Regions from separate parts of the Homo sapiens genome. Here region 2 is linked to region 1. Evidence: chromatin contacts called from ENCODE Hi-C or POLR2A ChIA-PET data. All regions are on one chromosome and are shown on one strand. Each heading gives the region's core, a stretch centred on a gene start or an enhancer-like site at or near the end of the contact. The rest is flanking DNA. Distances are from core to core; before and after follow the strand shown. Region 1 overlaps NFIA (nuclear factor I A). Region 2 holds the start of TM2D1 (TM2 domain containing 1).

The links. Hi-C counts contacts between places; a loop is a spot of excess contacts on that map. ChIA-PET counts read pairs that join two places held with the same protein, here RNA polymerase II (POLR2A). Pooled maps may share reads with other maps.
Region 2: a pooled map shows a loop between it and region 1 (4-fold over the local background). The contact joins the promoter of TM2D1 here to the enhancer-like site in region 1. A Hi-C loop is called at or near these places in 1 of 37 single-sample maps with no recorded cell type and 8 of 50 pooled maps. POLR2A ChIA-PET finds 5 or more read pairs at or near these places in 1 of 52 experiments (HEK293).

The regions. Positions count from the first base shown.
Region 1 is chr1:61,337,163-61,341,446 of GRCh38, forward strand. The region is part of intron 4 of NFIA (nuclear factor I A); the gene reads left to right. Among named protein-coding and RNA genes, the nearest start is that of NFIA-AS1, 86 kb to the left of the region's middle. Within about 2 kb of position 1,474, at least 32 of the 41 ENCODE cell types and tissues checked have a DNase peak (open chromatin) inside an H3K27ac peak, as active enhancers do.
Region 2 is chr1:61,723,891-61,728,259 of GRCh38, forward strand. It overlaps TM2D1 (TM2 domain containing 1), which reads right to left and starts at 1,251. Exons shown (of 7, transcript NM_032027.3): 1 at 1,067-1,251. The coding sequence starts at 1,230. RefSeq lists enhancers at 553-1,240, 697-1,896, 933-1,592, 1,241-1,926.

The sequences.
Region 1 (4,284 bases), core at 224-2,723:
AATTCAGAGGTGAGGGATGAGGCAACAAGGATGCTTGCCATTGAATTATACTGATCAGATACATGAACCTGTTGGAATCAGGGACTCCTGCTGGCCAACTGAAGCTGCAATCTTCCGTGAACTCCCCTTTCCTCCTTGCCTCCTGCCTACCACCTTTTAATTTTTTTTTTCATTATCATCTAAAGTCCACGAAAGGCAAGAATGGAAAGTTCTGCTTCCATGGCAAAGAAAATACTGTAGCATAAAAATCTATATTTGTTCTCTTGCTAGTTTTTCCCCCATGTGGTAGGACCATCTGAAAGTAGCTCAATTATTTATTGCCTTGTTCCAGGGGAGGAGGAAAATACAGACCACTAGATGCTGTGCCAGAGAGAGAGAGAGAAGTATTCTCTGCTTTGGGGAAGGGGGTTTTACAAGTGTTAACAATGTGGTTCAGAATCACTAAAGTTGTTTTAGCATAATACTATGAGGAAAGAGACAAGAACCATCTGTTGAAATGGCTCTTACATGATGCTGCATTTTCAAACAAAGCCTTCTCAAGGCATTTTTAGATTGGTCTCTTTCCCTTGAAGTTGCTACAAAGAGAGCCCACTCTACTAGCTGCTAAGTGATGCTGCTTAGATAGCTCTCTCTGTCAGCACCCACTCTTTTGTTTATTTTGCGCTAGTGTTTTCCTCAAAGTATGAGTGCTAAGGCTGTCAAATATCACTCCTGGTAGGAACCCAGAAAGTTCTCCTGAAAAATCCACTACTTCTGCCCATTTCCTTCCAAATTGCTGACTCTATTTTACTTGAAGTTGGTGGAGTGACTTCGAAACCCTAACTACTTCACTGGGAAAGAGGAAAACCGCAAATACACACAGGCCATTGTGACTCTGGCCTGGTGGGCTCTAATTTTCTAGCGGCGGTTTGTACACCCAAGCCGGCTGCAAGGGTTAAGTAAACTTCGTGGCTAAGGATGACTTCATGGCCCTGGAATTTTGAAAAGCCAGGATTCTCAGTACACTGTGGCCAGCCTTAGAGTCTTTGGGTGTGAAAACCACTCTCAGTTACCCGGACTGATTTTTGGTTCCTGTTGCAGTGCTGCAGAATCTATTAAAATCCGGCAGCTGAATTGTCCTGGCTCTGCCACAAAGCTCAGCTGCCGGGTCCACTACAGGATTCCTGAGTTGTTTGTCAATGGAGAGTGGGAGTGAATGGAACCAGGCATATGCCTCAGCCTGGCATGAGGTGGCACCCTAGTGGCTGTTTTCTGCCTTAGAAATGTGCGCTCTTTCTATATTTTCACACAGGAATTGTCATTAACATCCAAATTGCAGTTCATTTCTAAAGTTCTTTTTGAAGTCTCTGGGTCCTTGTTACGTTTTCAAGTACCCATATTCAGATGCTTAGATTTTCAGGCTAGTAATTTAGTAAGAACTATTGGCAATATTCTAACCTGACATGGTGGAACTTCTAAGACAGAATGAACTCGGCTACAAGGCACAACAAGAAAACGAAACTCTTGGGTAGGAACAAGCCCAAACTTGAAAATACAAAATGTTCTTGCACAGAAGGACTAATGAGGAAATGGGTGTAGGATAAGAAATTCCAGACATCCAGTCATTTGGGGTGCCATTTAAACATTCGCAGTACTTTAGATCTTAATTAAAGTGGGATAGATTTAAAACTTTCTTTCTAAACTAGTGGCCTGTTGGTTTTCCTGTGTTAAGTAACACGATAGCTGTGATCATTGCATGGAAATTAATTTTTAAAATAGCTTATATTCTTAAGCAAGATCTTCTTTCAAAAGAAACCATTTGGGCTCGAGCATTAAAGGAAGAAACAAAAAGAATATAATAAAAAATAGATTGCAGCCCTAGCATGAACAGTTGCCGTGACCTTGCCTTTTGTTTGCCATTACACAATTCAATGGCAGTCTACTCAAACTATGTGCTCGATCAATATCCTATTAAAGCAGCACAAAAAGTCTCCATAAACTTAGTGGTTAGCTATGTTTATAAATGGAACTCGGCATAATTGGATGGTCAATAGCAGGCTCTACTAGTAATTTTAAAATGAACGTCACACATTTTATATCTGTAGAAGTCAATGGCACCTCTTCTAGAGTGAAGGTAGAGTGTGGAGCAGACAAAAGAGTGGGTGGCCCTTTAAAAAAATCATAATGTCTATTTCCAAATGTAGTTTTTAAAGAAAATCTAAGTTATGGAAGAGAAAATTCTGATTGGCCCCTATATATTTTTATTTTGCCTATCTGAACCACCTTCTTCTGAATATATTATGACTTTGCAAATGTTACATTTTCTAGTTTTAATCAACCCCTCATAGAGAGGTAAAATAATAAATATTGCCATACTCGTAGGAAGAAAAATAACAGTCTGGCTGGCTTAATTCAGCCAGCTTCCTCTACTATAATTCAATAAATTTTCAAAATAAATATTGAAATTGAATTAGTTCAGGAGGATGTTTTGTTGTATGATTTTTTCCTTTTAATTTTCTTGACATGTTTGGGGTGAATATTTGGGTAGTAAAGCTGGCAGCAAGTGCAATGGACTGGTAGTAATAGAAATTGTCGTCAAACTACGCTTTCTTCTGAATCCTAGCTCACAGTATGGGTGGCCAAGCTTGATTTTTTTCCTATCCTACCCTCCTCACCTAATGAAGCCATGTAAGGTGAGAGTATCCCCACCCTTAGACTGACTCTGTCCTCAGCCGACTCAGCCCTATGAATTAAAAGGTGCATATACCTTGTGTTCGATATGTGCCCTGGCTGTTGTCATGGACCACTGAGCTGTTGAAATTAGAACTATGGCAGGAATACGCTTATGACATTAGTGTATCCTTCAGTCACTGCTCTGCATGAAGGTCTAGTCCTTTCTCTTACATGCATACTCCTACAATCTTCCTGGTTAGAGCTGGCAGTGAGAGTTCTCATGGCAGAATTTGGGGCCGTTTTGATCTCTGTTCTCAGCTGAAGCTTCTGATAAATTTACCAGACTATGAATACTCTTATTATAAAGATTTGAACTGGGGAGAAACACAACATACCCCTTGATGTACATACTAATGTGTTGTCATGGTCTCTATTCGTATGTTCATCTATTTCTAGGTCATTCATCAGTTATGCTTTCTATGTGTCAAGTATAAAACCTATATTCAAGATGGCAGCATGATATTGTAAAACAGTACAGGATATAGAGTTGGGGAATTGAGCTTTGCAACTTATCAACTCTATAGCTTTGGGCAATATTTAACCCCTCTTGGCTGTGTTTTCTTCTAGGTTACAATCATTTATTCATTGAGCAAATGTTTATGAAGTCCTAACTGTGTGCTGAGTCTAAGTCCAAGTACTGGAAATAGGAATACCTCTCAGGAGTGTAATGAGGGTTAAGTGACAGATAGTCTAGTGTCTGCCACATAGTAGATGCTCAACAATGATAACCACCACGATTATTGAACAGAGCCTCAGCCCCTGATCGTTCTTCACTGTGTGCTCAGAGCCAATCTTGGAGCTGACCACTATCAGTAAATTTATTGAAAATGCATGTGTGTGTGCGTGTATAAATTAAGAAGGGCCAATTTTAGAATTCATGTTCTAACAACCAATTATTAGAAGAGCCACTCTAGTGACCCTTACGGAGTTAGTAATTCCAATAGAGTAAGAGCATGCCAATAGTAGACCTCATTCCTCTGTTTTGAGCATTGTTTTTCCTCAAATTTTCAGAAGATTCTTTTTCCTCAAATTTTCAGCCAGAGCCTGTGTTTCTGCATTATTCTAGAAATTGTTCTCCTAGGATATCTCGTGGATAGCAGAATGTTTTAAAATTCTCAATCTAACACTGACACATTAACAACTTTTTAAGTGGCAAACCACACCTGGGTCATCTGTACCGGCATTCTTTTTTTTTTTTTTTTTTTTTGAGATGGAGTCTCGCTCTGTCACCCAGGCTGGAGTGCAGTGGCGTGATCTCGGCTCACTGCAAGCTCCACCTTCCGGGTTCACACCATTCTCCTGCCTCCGCCTGCCGAGTAGCCGGGACTACAGGTGTCCACCACCGCGCCCGGCTAATTTTTTGTATTTTTAGTAGAGACGGGGTTTCACCGTGGTCTCGATCTCCTGACCTCGTGATCCGCCCGCCTCCACCTCCCGAAGTGCTGGGATTACAGGTGTGAGCCACTGCACCTGGCCCATGTACCAGCATTCTTAAAAGTAGTACTTAGTTTTACAGTATTTTAAAATTTTGCTTTCACTCATATTATGAGCAAAAATTCCCTATGAATGGCA
Region 2 (4,369 bases), core at 1-2,500, 390 kb after region 1:
GAGGCTGCTAGTTTGTCCAAGTCAATAAGCATATGTACAAATATACTTTTAGTATTGCTAAGTAATACTTGAGGCAGGAGGATCACTGGAGCCCAGGAGTTTGGGAAGAACAGCCTGGGCAACATAACGAGAAGTCTGTCTCTACAAATAATATAATAATACATAAACATTACAATAAACCTTTAAATTTGCCCCATAATTATCCACGTTTTTACTCATGAGAAAACAGAGTTCAAATAGGTCACCCAAGGTTGCAAAGTGCAACAGAAATTTATCCACTGAGTCCCCACGCGGTGGTTCATGGTGAGGGGGATGCGGATCGCTTGAGACCAGGAGTTCAAGACCAGCCTGGCCAACATGGCGTAAACCCCGTCTCTACTAAAAATACAAAAATTACCCGGGTGTGGTGGCGCATGCCTGTAGTCCCAGCTACTCAGGAGGCTGAGGCAGGAGAATTGACTGAACCCGGGAGGCGGAGGCTGCAGTGAGCTGAGATCGTGCCACTGTACTCCAGCCAGGGCGACAGAGTAAGACCCTGTCTCAAAAAAAGAAAACAGAAAGAAATTTGTCTGGCAGTCTACCATCTCATGAAGTTTGAAGATGACATGAGGTAATATGCATAATATACATAAAGTTAATGATAAATGGGCAACACATTGGCTAGATCGTTATTACTTGTCTTCCCCCTAGGAAGAGTTGGCAAACATTTCCAGGGTAAGAGACTATCCATCTTTGTATTACTAGTGTCTAGAACGGGGCCTGGCATACTTCAGGATCTACATGTTTTACTGAACAAGTAAGCACACTGATAAAAAAGAAAAAAAAAGTGGATCAGAAGAGGAAGCGCCAATGACTAGTAAAATCATAAGGAAATCACAAAGGGTGGCCTCTGGCCCTCCCATCTCCACAACTCTGTTCACCTTCAGGGATCCTTCAGTCATTAGAAGCCACAGATCAGATTATCGTTTTCACTCAGTACAGCCCTAGCCAGTCCTGACGGCAGCGACCCACCTGCGACCCCAACTCTACCTCGCCTCCATGGGGGGGTGTTCTCCACAGAGGATATTGTCCCACTTTGAGGTCCTCGCACTTAAGCGACTCCTCGCCCCCGGCGGAGGTGGCAACAGCCCCCCAGGGTCCTGTAGTGACTGAGACGAACCACAGGACACCAACGAGTCTGGCCGTCACGGCCTCCGGAGCAGACGGACCAGACGGCCAGGCGGCCGCCATCTTGGAGACCGACACTTTCTCGCCACTTCCGCTTCCGCCTCCGCCCAGGAGCGGGAGGGAGAAGGGCAACAGGGCGAGGTTCTTAAAGGGACCTCGCATAGGATAGAGGCCAGTTCCGTCTCTTCGCGTGTTCTTCTGCCCGTGAGCCCGTGGAATCACATTGGGAGACCCTTTTAAAATATGCATGTACCCAGTCCCTCGAGGCGAATTTTCCCCCACGAACCCTTGGAAGGAGCTAAGGTTAATCTTTGAGTGCTGGAGGAAGGAAACGAGTGGTTTAGGCAATCAGGTGCTTCACCCGCTTCTCATTCCCGCGCCCTTAGCTGAGGCTTCTCGGTCCTCTGAAAGTGCCAGCGGCGTCAGAGGTTGGAATCAATGCTTTCCTGACATCATCGCAGTTAGCCCTGATAGGTTTTGGGTTTACAGATAAGGAACAAGGCTCAAAGACGCTGAAACACACTGACCTTAATCACTAAGTGACTCAGTCGGAATGAAATTGATGTTTGCCAGATTTCAGATCTATGCTCTTACTAATTGACATAATGTCCTCCTGTAACTTTAGAGAAGGATTTTGGAAGGCTGCCACGAACAGAACTTAAAAACTGTGAGAGACATTACGCCTTTTAAAAAAAAAAAGTGACAATTTAGGTGGGGGATAATTTGGGGGGTGGAAACTGTAACAAGAGGAAACCAAATAGTTTATGATTAAGTGAAAAGTTGAAGATTTTTTTTCCTCCATCTGTTGTTTTTAAATTTCTATATGTTCTAAAAGTTCTGTGGTGGGGAACTTTAACAGTGAGGAAAAAATGTTTTCGTAAAGTTAAGTTTAATCTTTTTTTTGTCTAACAATATAAAAATTTGAACTTGAGTGGTGCTTCTTCATCCATACTTTAGCACTAACTTTGGTGGTTCTCAAACTTTGAATAGCATCTGAATCACCTGTAGTAGTTATTAAAACAGAATGATAGAACCGGCACTCAGAGTTTCTGATACAAAAGATGTAGGGAGGGACTGGATAATTTCCATTTCTAGGAGATCCCAAGGGATGTGGGTGTTGCTAGTCCAGGGACCCCCACTTTGAGAACACTGGTATAATGTTTTACGAGAAGTAAATTTTTTTTTTTAAGATGGAATCTCTCTCTGCCACCCAGGCTGGAGTACAGTGGCAGAATCTCAGCTCACTGCAACCTCTGCCTTCTGGTTCAAGTGATTCGCCTGCCTCAACCTCCTGAGTAGCTGGGACTGCACGCGTGCGCCACCACGCTCAGCTAATTTTTGTATTTTTAGTAAAGACAGGGTTTCACCATTTTGGCCAGGCTGGTCTCGAACTCCTGGCCTAAGTGATCTGCCCGCCTCTGCCTCCTAAAGTGCTGGGATTTCAGGTGTGAGGCCACACTGTGCCTGGCCTCATTTTGGAATATATATTCTGGAAGACATACAACTATTTGAAGTAATATTTAAACATAAACTACGTTTTTAAATTTTCTTTTTTTGAGGTGGAGTTTCACTGTTGTTGCCCAGGCTGGACTGCAATGGCATGATCTCGGCTCACTGCAACCTCCGCCTCCCAGGTTCAAGCTATTCTCCTGTCTCAGCATCCGGAAAGGCTGGGATTACGGCGCCCACTACCAGCCCAGCTAATTTTTGTATTTTTAGTAGAGACGAGGTTTCACCATGTTGAGCAGGCTGGTCTCGAACTCATGACTTAAGGTGATCCACCCGCCTCTGCCTCCCAAAGTGCTGGGATTACAGGCGCGAGCCACGGCGCCTGGCCCTAAAATTTTCATAATAAAACAACTTTGTAGCATTACTATGCTTTATTCATTCATTCATTTAGAGACAGAAATGGAGTTGAGACGGGAGTTTTGCTCTTGTTGCCCAGGCTGGAGTGCAATGGCACGATTCTCGCTTACTGCAAACTCCACTTCCCAGGTTCAAGCTATTCTCCTACCTCAGCCTCCTGAGTAGCTGGAATTACAGCCATGAGTCACCACGCCTGGCTAATTTTGTATTTTTAGTAGAGACGGGGTTTCTCCATGTTGATCAGGCTAGTCTCCAACTTCCGACCTCAGGTGATCCACCCGTCTGAGCCTCCCAAAGGTCTGGGATTACAGGCATGAACCACCACGCCCCGCTGCTATTTTTTGAGATGGAGTCTCGCTCTGTCATCCAGGCTGGAGTGCAGTGGCACGATCTTGGCTCACTGCAACCTCTGCCTCCCGGGGTCAAGCAATTCTCCTGCCTCAGCCTCCTGAGTAGCTGGGATTACAGGCGCACGCCACCACGCGCAGCTAATTTTTGTATTTTTTAGTAGAGACAGGATTTCACCATGTTGGTCAGGCTAGTCTCGAACTCCTGACCTCGTGATCCGCCCGCCTTGGCTTCCCAAAGTGCTGGAATACAGGCGTGAGCCACCGCGCCCCGCCGCTATTTTTAATTTAAGACATTTATACATAATATTTATGCTTTAAATCAGGTTTAAATGATTTAAGTGAAAAATTTAGTAGTTCAGTTATAAACTTCCTATTCTAAATGGACTTCTTCCTTCTCTCTTTTTTCTTCCTTCGTTTTTCCTTTCTTTCCTTTTTTTCCGTCCTCCCTCTCCCTCCAAAAAGGAAAAAAAAATTGTTTTTAATTGAGCATTTACTATGTACTCAGCATGAAGCTAGACCCTAGACTCAAAAATTTAGACAAAAACCCTGCAGGTAAGCACTTCCTGTTTGGTAAGGGAAAATACAAACAGTTAAATACTATTTGATAAGTGTTTGATAATTGTTACATTAGAAGCACATACTAGCTACTGTAGTAGGACAATGGGTTTGCTTAAGATATTCCTCCTGTGCCTGGCGTGGTGGCTCAAGCCTGTAATCCTAGCACTTTGGAAGGCCAAGGAAGGCAGATGGCTTGAACAAAAAAAAGAAAAGAAAAAGAAACATTTAAAAAAGATTCTCCCAAAATAGTAGTTGAAACGCTATATTTTTGTAGGATACATGACTGCTTAAAAAGGTATAGCCTAGGGCTGGGCGCAGTGGCTCACACTTGTATTCCCAGCACTTTGGGAAACCAAGGTGGGCGGATCGTGATGTCAGGAGATCAAGACCATCCTGGCTAACACGGTGAAACCCTGACTCTGCTAAAA